Regions from separate parts of the Mus musculus genome. Here region 1 is linked to region 2. Evidence: chromatin loops called from intact Hi-C (ENCODE). Cell type or tissue: left cerebral cortex. All regions are shown on one strand. Links, peaks and the distances in the headings refer to the core of each region. The heading gives the core; the rest is flanking DNA.

The links. A loop is a pair of places that touch in the nucleus more often than their neighbours do. Peaks named below come from ENCODE experiments on the same cell type or tissue, not always from the same donor. Only the 100,000 strongest peaks of a DNase experiment are listed, where the experiment ranks them.
Region 1: a loop joins it to region 2, with 2.0 times the contacts of the local background. A loop is called at or near these places in 2 of 42 quality-filtered maps.

Annotation. Positions count from the first base shown.
Region 1 is chr11:59,333,502-59,338,873 of GRCm38, forward strand. Wnt9a (wingless-type MMTV integration site family, member 9A) reads left to right here. Exons shown (of 4, transcript NM_139298.2): 4 at 1-51. Among named protein-coding and RNA genes, the nearest start is that of Gm51865, 18 kb to the left of the region's middle. In left cerebral cortex, for the core only: a CTCF peak has its summit at 3,177 (motif pointing right); DNase peaks (open chromatin) are centred at 1,882, 2,977, 3,131, 4,142 and 3 more places; H3K27ac peaks cover 3,406 bases.
Region 2 is chr11:59,408,694-59,414,065 of GRCm38, forward strand. The region is part of intron 4 of Snap47 (synaptosomal-associated protein, 47); the gene reads right to left. Among named protein-coding and RNA genes, the nearest start is that of Prss38, 36 kb to the left of the region's middle. In left cerebral cortex, for the core only: no CTCF peak of the experiment used is centred there; DNase peaks (open chromatin) are centred at 2,314, 4,535 and 5,032; H3K27ac peaks cover 897 bases.

The DNA of each region.
Region 1 (5,372 bases), core at 163-5,162, 75 kb before region 2:
CAGAAACAAATGGAAACACTAAATAAATGTATTTTAAATTATAGACAACCTAAGTCCGATGTTTTCACTGAGGCTCTGGGGAACCTGGAAAGACAGGGAGGATGAGGGTGTGGGTAAGGCGGGGCAGAAGAGGAGAATATGAGAGGAGGAGGGAGAGCGGAAGGAGGGGAGGGAAATAGGGAGAATGGGAGGACAAGGAGGGTCCTTTCTGAGGACCTAGGTCGAAGAGACTTGCTAACCTCTGAAGGACTGCTAACCCTAGTCTATGTGGCTCCCCCGGACTCCTGGTCTCTCTCTGCCTCCACTGTCAAGGCTGGGTGGGAGTTGGTGCACTTTAAAGAAGCCTTCTCTAATCCTTTGGCCTAAGAAGCGACCTCCTGTCAAAGCCTTCACCTCTGGCTCTCACACCTCCTCTGGCTTGGTTCCTACAGCTTTTTCTGTCTGTTCTGTGGCAGGGGACCTCCTGGCCTATGTCTGGGGTGCTCTCAAAGTAGCCACCTGGCTCTCAGCCCTTTCCTGCCTGTCTCTCCAGCCACTGTGACCTACCTTGCTTGGATTCCTAGGGGCTCCTCTAGCACAGGTCTATGCTCTGCTCCCCACCCTGCTCCAGGACTTGCAGCCATAAGCTGCAGGGCACGGGTTGCCAACCGAGGACTGTGGACTAGCTATGGATGGATGTCCATATCCATAGCCCCGCCTCCAGGAAGATGAGGACCGTGCTCATGCTGGACTTTCACTGAGCCTCTGATCACAGACTGTCCCCCCCTCCCCACACACACACCAGGCAGCTCTGTTCCCATTCGGAGTTCAGAACCCTGTGACTGACATGGTTCCTCCCCAGGGTTTTGAGAGGTTTCATGGGGCCATTCTGTTGGGTAAGTACTGTGAGCTCTGGCCGAGTCTGTGTGAAGCTGCTGGACAGGCAGAATCAGCCACTGAGAAGAACTGATGTGCATACCTGGGCATACAGACTGTGCCCTCCCCACCGCCCACGGGGTCCTGGTCATTCTCCTGGGATCTTGGCTGCCAGCTATATAGGCCATTTCCTTTAGGCATGAGGTCCCCTGGGCATCTAGCTGTTCTTTCAGGGTTTATGAACTTGACCATGTGAATATGCCTATGTGTGTATGTCAAAGTCTGTGTGCCCAGAAGTGTCTATACATGTTCAGAGGGGCTGTGTTCATGAATATGTGTCTGTCTGTGTTTATGTATGTCCACATGGGAGCCATCTCCTATGTCCATGTCCACACATCTCTGTATCTTGTGACTCTGCTTGGCTACATCCATAGGTTTGTCCCTTTGTGAATATATGTGTGCAGATGTATGTGTGGTTCATTGTGTTTGCATGTATATGTGTCTACATGCATGTTTGTTTGTGTGCATGAGTATAGTAGGGTCACAGTGCTGACTGTAGCTCACCTCCTAGCCCCTGCACAGTCTTTCCCTTGCACAGCTGTCCACTATGGTGACAGTCTATAGCTACCCCCATCCGAGCTTCTCAGTGGATGGGTGCCCACTGACTCATGAGGCAGGAAGAGAGATCTCTCCCATTGAGTTACTTCCTCAAGTGAACCAAGACACCCTGGATCCTGAACGGTACTTCCCACTCCTGGTTGGAGAAGAGATTCCCCGGCAGTTCTTAGAGGACAGGCTATCCAATCACAAGTGCTGGCAAGTGAACACAGAGAAGGGGTGGGTCCCATGAGCCAGATTCTTCAAGGGTATGACCCCAGGGTCTTTCATAGGTGGAGACACAAGCCTAGGATACACAGGTGCTAGGGGCCAGCCAGCGATCAACCAGGCAACTCCCTGAGCTGAGACCAGGCCGAGGCAGGCATCTGGCTCTCCTCCCAGCGGGGCTGGCTGGTGTGGGAGATGACTGGGGGATTAGGTAAGGAGGCACTTAGGTAATGTCTCAGAAAGGCTTGAGTGTGCAACAGTGGGAAGGTATTGGGTTGGATCCCGCCTGGCCTGTAAGGCTGACTTCAGGCACCAAGGATGAAGGTAGAGAGGAGAGGAGACAGAAGGGAATGAATGAAGGAGGAGGGGTCAGAGAAAGGGAAGAAGATGTGAAGAGGGGAGGAGGAGGAGGAGGGAAAGGAGAGGAGCAAGAGGAGATAGAAGAACAGAGTGGGAGAAGGGAGAGGAGGTTGGACTCAGGGATCAAGTGGAAGTCCTTGGTTGCCTTGCATGTGTTGTGGAGCATGGGGACCCCTAACTGTCCCCAGTTCCTGGTCCAGGTTGTTCATAGTAAGCTCCCACAGGAGCTGCTGTCAGGTTGGGGATGTTAGGGTAGGGCATGCTGACTGTAGAAGGTTGTGAGCAGGTTGGGTTGGGGTCATTCCTGGGGGTCTAGCCTGCCTGCACATGCACACACACAAACCCTGTATGCGCCCATCCCCAGCTTTCTGGAGACTGAGTTGACCTAGTCTGACCTGGGGTTGGGGTGAGGGTCTATCTGTGAGGTTCTCTATGATCCCTCAGCACACAAGAGAACTAGAGAGGACTTGCCAGTGACTTTTGTGGGGCTGGGGCTCAGGCAGGGCTGGGGCAGGGCTGGGGCAGACACACACCTGGCACCCTGGAGCCCTGGAGCTGCTTGGACACTGGCCACACTGGGGCACTGTTTTGCCCTGTCCTTCCTCTTTCCACCGCCTGCCAGGGATGGTTGGGCTCAGTTCCTGGAAGGTTGGAGCTGACCCCAACCTGTTGCCCCTCAAAGAGGTGCTGTCACCCGGGGACAGCAGGTGGAGCTTCAGGCTGATCCTCAACCCTGGACAGAAATGGTCTTGTCTCCATTTTCCAAATTCCTCCTCTGGAAGTGGGGTTAAGGGTTATAGCCCTTTCCTGGCAGCCCAGGATAATGTCCTGGGGTCTCAGCACAGTAAGGCATGGGCTGGAAAGGGGCAGTGGTCCTATCCAAAGCTTTTCTGGCCTGCTCAGGGATGGGAGTGGGGGAAGGGTCCAGCAAGTTGCCAAGGAAACAAGAGCAAACAAACACTTCCTCCCCTCACAGGCCTGCTGGCCTGCTGGGGGGCCTGTGGCAATGACCTCATCTGCCCACCCAACCCTACTCCCAAGGCCAGGCTGAAGGTGGGGGGTCCTGGGCTGTTTGTGTTGGGCCCAGATCCATGGAAACGGCTGGGGCTGGGGGTGCAGGGCTGTTCCTGCTGCAGTCTGTCAGTAGGTGGCAGGAATATGGAGAGGGAAGGAAAGTGAGAGGGCAGAGAGAAGAGAGGAGAGAAGAGGGGAGAAAGAAAGGGAAGTAGCCAAGGAGGGCATTCCAGAGGATCAGAGGGGAGGCAGGGAGGGCAGAAGTCAGGGCTGGGGTGTGGAAACTCATTGGGATTGTAAGGGGTGGGGGTGGAGGGACATTGAAGACATGCCCTGGGGTATGAGAAGACCCCTCTGGAGCCCTGTGCGAGATGAAGATAGTTGGTCTTCGGAGAGGGAAGGGCCTGGGCACAGGACTTCAGCGTAGATGACTGGCATAGGGTACCAGCTCTCTCAGGAGAACCTCCTCCAACTGTTTAGTTTAGTTTTGTTTTATTTTGAGACAGGGTTTCTCTGTGTATTCATGGCTGTGCTGGAACTCACTCTGTAGACCAGGCTGGCCTCGAACTCACAGAGATCCTCCTGCCTCTACTTCCCCAATGTGGTACCACTGCCTGTTTCTTCCAACTTTCTAAACCAAGATCCTCCCTATGGGAGAAGACAGAGCAGTATGAGAGCAGGTGTGTGTGTGTGGGGGGGGGGGGGCACACGGCGCGCACATGTGCGCGTGCGCGCGCGCGCACACACACACACACACACACACACACACACACACACACACACACTTGTCTTTCTATCTGTTTAAGAGAAGTTGGAATGGGTACTATGTCCTTGCTTGCTCCTCTTCCTATGGTATGGGGCCAGAGGCACACTGACAGTGTGTGACTGCCTTTGTTCTCTGGCTGTGTGACCTGAGGAGGCCCCTCTCCTCTGGGGCCTTCTGCTCTGGTAAAGGTTATGCCATTCGCTAGCAAGTAAACCCAAGTTTGTCATCTCCAGGACCAAGTGCTATCGTGGGAGGACTCTATGTGCTTGAGTTTTCTAACGTCACTGATAGGTTCATTCAGTATGCTGTGCAGACTGAACCTAGAGCTTGGGACCAAATGGGTAGTCAGAGGTTAGACATGCTGTGGACTAGGGGATATTTGACAGATGGATATTAAACATCCATAGTCTGAACATTCGAAACCCTGAGATCTGACATACTTCCGTCACTGAAATTTTTGAGCATCATAAAGACTTTTAAAACATTTCAGGTCCCAAGATGGCTCAGCAGATGGCACTTGCCACCGAGCCTGGTAATCTGAATTTAAGGCCATCAAGCTACAAGGTGGATGGGGAGAACCGGTTTCCCTACGTTATCCTTTGACATCTATGCATGTGCCATAATATGTACACACACACACACACACACAAACACACACACACACACACACACTCACACAGAATATAAAATTCCAAGAACTCAACTAGGTCAGCTTCTCTGGGCCGCTTGCCAGCATCAGTGACCACCTGACACCTTTCTGACCGTGGGCGCAAGTCTGAGAGTCTGTCCTGTAATGTGCAGACAAAGGCCAGATGCTGAGAGATCGTTCTCCTGCTTAGCACTTCACCCTTCACCCACTTTCTGTCTGGAACACGAGACCTGGTGGCCAAGTCACAGCAGCTATCTTGAGCTCGTGAGCAGGGAAGCCATACACGGAAGCTGATGGAGGAAAAGCGTGGGCTCCCTGCACTGCCCTTTGTTTTCATTGCCTGTGTGACTTAATGCAAATGAACACTGGCTGGGGGCATGGCTTAGCGATATAACTGGTGCTTAGCAAAGGTGAGGGTCTGGGTTCTACCTCCAACCCCCAAATCAACACATGTTAAATTTTTTATAAGACTATCTGTTTGAGTAGGTTAAGTTGAGAAAAACCAACACCTTTTTCTGTGATGATCACATGAAGCTTGGAGCATTAGGCACGCTGCAGCAATGAAATCGGAGTGCCAGCTAGGCTTGAAGCCAGGCCGGTAGTGCAGGCCTATGATCCCAGTTGCTACAGAGGTTGAGGCAGGAAGATCGAGGGTTCAAGGCTGACATTGGTCAATTCTGTGAGACCTTGTCTCAAAATAAAGATAAATAAATAAATAAATAAATAAATAAATAAATAAATAAATAAATAAATAAATAAATAAATGGAGCTGAAATATAGCTCAGTTGCAGGTTTGTCTAGCATGTGGGAGGCTCTGGACTCAATCCCCCGTACCAAAATACCACCAAACTTAGATAATTCAAGGAACAACCATTTCCACCCCAGATGTCCACACCCACCAAG
Region 2 (5,372 bases), core at 196-5,195:
AGGCTAGCCTCACTTACCTAGGGTCCGAGGTGCAGAGAGCACTGAGGGCCAGGTAACAAGTATGTGTGTGCATGGAGCCACTGCAGGCCAGCCCAACTCCCCTTAGCCTCCCTTCCACTCAGATCCGTGATGCGTGTCAGGCAGTTTTATTTTATTGCAGTTCCAAGTTCTTCGGGCTGTGGTTGCTCTAACTGTGTTCTCATGGAGCTGGGCTAAGCAGCTCATGCTTTCAAGCTGACAGCAAAAAAGAAAACAGCGACCGCGGCTTGTGATGACTGCCCGCACCTTTCAGGAAGAACCTCACTTCACAGTGGGGCCAAGGAAGAGGACATCTTGGTCATGATCACTGTCTCCCCACAGCAACATATGGCAGGGATGGGTTGAGTGGAGACTTCTGAGGTCCCCAAGGCCTGTCTAGTGACTGCATTATATCCTAAAACCTTCCCTGACCCTTACCTGATGTCACACATACAAGTGTCCCATGAGGGCCCAGGCAGAACTACCACACATCTAAGGTGGCCCAACTGCTCTATCTGCACCCAGCTGGCGCCATGGTGACACACTAAGTGCTCAGTTCTAATTCACAAAGGTACCCTTGCTCATCGGGTGGCATTTCCACTAGCTTAGAGACCTGGTCAAGAACTCTGCATCTGACTAACAACAGACAACACAAGCAGGAAATGCCAGGACGTAGGGCCTAAGCTCTTTCCCAATAGCTAGAGACACAAGATAAACTGCAAACTGCAAAGGCCTGTGCTAGGGCCACCAAACGAGTTTCCTCTTCAGACAGCCCGTGTCTCCCCATGAACACTGCCATCACGAGACAGTTTATGATGGCTGCCTGCAGTTCTAGATCTGTTCCCCAGGAGCCGGTTGGAACTCTGGAAAGCACACAGTGGGGACAGTGAGCACTGGGATGGGTGATGACATCATACAGTAGTCTTTTCCATCTCCTAGACTTGCTGACACCAGACAGCAGACTGAAACAAGGAAACAAATCCCTAACACCCAGCCCCACCCTTCTCTCCTGCCCGCCTGCCCACTGTGGTGGGAAGGTTATCTTGTCTGTGTCGCCCACTTGCCTATCAGTTATGTCATCTGACAAGCCTCCTAGCCTCCCACAGTCAGGTCACACATGAGCCCTGGCTATGCCTCTCTACAGTCTCTGGGCCTGTGCACACATGGGTCCCATAAGAGCGCATGCCTTTCCAGGAGGCATGAACACTGATGTGCCGGTACTGCAGTTCTCAGCCAGCATCCTTGTCCCTAAGGTACATGTGTCTGTCTGAAACAGAAATACCTTTAGACCATGACCACTTTGAAGGCTGGGGGACAAGTCCTGCCAGAACTTGGGCACCAGTTTCCAGCTGTGCTATGTGTGGATCCTGTAGCCCCTCGGGCACTGGCTCACTTGATTGATACAACCGTTTATCTTGTCTGTGTTTAAGAAGAACCATGCTTATAAGAAAGAAGAGAATTAAAGAAGAAAATAAAAGCTGTCTGTGACTCAAACTACCATTCCTCAGGTTAGCCTGACAAGCTAGCATTCTTACCCCCAAGTCCCAAATCTGAGACTTTCTGAGCTGATGAAACACTGCTGCTGAACACAACCCGTGAGCCCACAGGACAGGCCACATCAAAACTCCAATCAGACATGGAGGGGCACATATACAATCCCAGGACCTGGAAGGTAGAGGCAAGAAGACCAGGAGTTCAAGGTCAGTCTCAGAGACATACAGAGTTTGAGTCTGGCCTGGATTACACAAAACAACACAAACAAAAACTTAACAAAACCAAACTCTCCAGAATGCAGGTCCACGCTAAGTGTCCTCTGAGACCATCTTCAGGTGCATGTCAGAGGTACTCAGCAGACAAGTGGAGTCCATGCTTATTTAGCCTGGGTGCTGGCCGGAGGCGCTATCACTTGTCGGAAAGATTTAAAAATCCTAAACAAGCCCAAACCAGCACAGTCCTGAATGCTTCAGAAAAGGGACGCTCAGCCCATGTGGGCTGGATTTCATTACTACATCCACATGCTTGTGTGAGAACTCAAAATACGCGATGAAAGGACACTCCCAGTTTTGTTTCCTGTTGTGTACTTTTTCCTCTTTTGGATAAACAAAAGCTTGAAATATAGACTCCCCCACCCCCAATGCCACTCCCAGAACTTCATTTTAGAAACTGTTCACCTGTTACCTCAAACTCTTTTTTAGAATAAGGTCCAGAAGAGCTGAGCACTGGCCATGAGCTCTGGGGCTCCCTAGATTCAGTCTGAGCCAGTTACAAGAGACATAACCACTAGCCTAGTGTTCATTGCCATGGGCAGATGACTCAGTCACAGCACCAGGGCACTGTGAGAAATCGCATGTCCCTGAAAACAGAGCAAGGACCTCATCTGGGCCTGGAGGAAGCACAGTCACAAACTGGATGCTGGGCTGCAGGACCCACACCAGCCCTCAGAGCCTGGAGTGGCCACCAAGCTGCAGGACAGGAAGAAACCAAGAGGTTTTAAACAGCCACCCACACACTGAGGAGTGAGACGTGAATATATCCAAAATATATTTCAAAAAGTAAACAAATGAGAGTCAGGATTAGTTAAGTATAATATACCCAATACAGAAGTCCTAATCTGTCAGTGTGAAAAGCAGGCTTAACAAACATCTCAGCCAGGACAAACATGAATACTAGCCATATGAAACAGGACCAAGAGGCCACAGACCTTGAGTGCACTCTATGATAATCCTGTGAGACTGCATTTCCTCTGTCATCTTCCTGAAAAGCTCAATCAATTGGCTCTTCCTTGTGCACAGTGAAAGTGTAGCCAAAGGAAGACTATGTATGGGCTGAGGATACAGCAAAGTTGAAGCTCAGACCCCAGAATTATAGAAATAGGGTGTGGTGATGTCTGCCTGTTATCTCAGCACTTGGTAAGTAGAAGATAGAAGACCAGAAATTCAAGGTCATCTTGGCTAAACTACATAAGACCTTCTCAAAACAAAACAAAACAACCCTCCCAAAACAACAAAAGCAAAACCAAATCAAAAGAGCAAGACACTGTATTCTGTGACCTTTGCCTAATATCACACATAAATAATCCATGGCACAAACAACTGATTGCCTATCCAAGTTTTAACATTATATTATACAAATACTCAAATAAAGGCTGGTTGCTATTCAACCTTTGATTTGGAAAAAGTCTCACCATTTTAAAAGTCTTAAAAATAGAACTGATTCCAAATAGCCTGCTAAGACCCCTTGGCCTGTCTGCCAAAGTGCACTTGGAATTAATTAATACTGAGAAGCCATACTGAAAAGACATCCAACAGCTACTAGGCCTGCAGACAAAGAAAATCACTGAGCTAACCTTCCAAGCACTAATACCTCTAGAATACTGGTAGCCTTTTCTCTTTAAGAGAGGGATTGAAGTAATTAAATAGCACCATGTACATTCCATATAACAGGGGACGGAAAGAATGGAGCTCGTGAAGTCTGGCCAAACCTTAGAAACAGTTGTTCCCTCTGTGGCTCAGGATGACAAGCTGTCTAGTCATCAGCACATATTGCTGCCAGCCTCTGACATACCCTGGGGGCCCCTTGATGAGCCCTGACTGGCTGTGCGTCAAAGACCAGACCCGAGTGGACATTCCCACAAGTCCTTGACACTCAACAAACAACACGGTAACCAGGCAGCCTCACCTGCGTGGATGCTCAGCCCCTGCTAGACAGGCAGGACACAACCATGTGCAAGCCTGTGTCTGGGAAAGTTTGGGAAACTGAGGGTTCTTCTCCCAGAGAAGCTATGGCTACAATACAACAGTCGGCAGCTGTTGTGTCGGGGTCACATCAGCTCCTCTTAGTGTCTGTGGTAGGAGAGGGGAACTCCAGGTGGCTCAGGCAGGAACCAGGCAGAAGTGGAGAAACTTGTAAGTTCAGGAAGGAGGGCCCGCACAGCTGTGTCCTCAGGGCAGCACAAACACAACTTTGCAGAGGGCCATTCGCAGGGAATCCTTAGGAAGGGCTTTCTAGCCTTGCTGGCCCCAACAGTCCCAAGGGTCAAGGCTTCTCTGGACCAGAGCTCACAGCTCGGTGGTGATGTGATGAGTGGTCTCTCAGCACCAGGCTGCCTGGACTCAGACAAGCACCACCAACACAGTCCCGGCTGGCGCGGTCACACCAGGTAACCAGAGGAGCAAACACAGAGAGATGTCAGCCCCCTCGGCATCTCTACATTGTCCACAGCACAATATCTACATACAGCACAGTATGTAACCAGCACTGATTGAGGTGGTGCAGATGCACTGACCACGTGGACATGTCTCCACATATACTCTCAAGGGGTCTCAGCGCCTCGTGGTGTACAGCTGTGCTGTCAAGACAGCCTAGCTCAGGACACACTCTGTGTGCCCACACAGGTTTCTACCTTCATATAGGATCTGAGCAGTGACGCTCTGCTCCTCCCTGTCCTATGACTCTGTGAACCCGAGCACCCACAGTCTGCATGAGCGAGGCTGTCTGCTCTCAGCTGTACTTACACTGACTCACCCAGTAACTGTGAATTTTCCTACAGTGAGAAATTAGCAACCATTTAAGAACAGAGCTGGGATAAATCAAGCTGTCTGCAACTGTGAACTGTTCTTCCAGTTGAGCCATTAACATGTTGTGGAGAAGGTAAAGAAGGGAAAGTTGGCTTTCACAGCGGTGAAGCCCTAGGGGCTGCAGGAGCATGCTCTGCTGCAACCCATCACACACAGAGCTCACAGACCACCCGGTCTCACGGCCCAGCAGCTGCATTCCTAGGGGCTGCTGGTGGTCTGGGGCTGGCAGGGAGGGTGGATGTGAGGCTCATGGTCCCTGCATTCTATGGCGTGCATGGGCTTGCTTGTGCCACTCCTGAGGCAACTTAGAGACAGCAGAGTGGCTATGCTCAGGTCTTCAGGGATCTATGGGCCTAGAACTACATCTGGCAGGTAGCCATCAGTGACAAATAGCTGCTCTCACTTGAGGCCCAGCAGTGGTACTTGACTACACAGGTCGAAAGCTGACCCAGGCCACTGTTACACAGCTCAATCATAGGTGACCTCAAAGAGAGTCAAACGTGTGCATAAAGACTACACAAGTCGGGGGACATAAGGAAGATGTGCTGAGGCATGGCTCCCCAGAATCTTAGCTGACATGTGAGCGCCTCACGCTGCTTCACAAAGCACTATCTGTTCTTATCCAAGCCTTCGGTACAGCCCTGCTGCATGACAGGGACAGTAACATCATAATACTAACACAACTGGTTACATGGTGAGGATGTAGCATGTGCCACCTTCACGCTGCACACAGTGAACTATAATCCACTCCTCAACCTGAGGACACGGGGAAGAGTA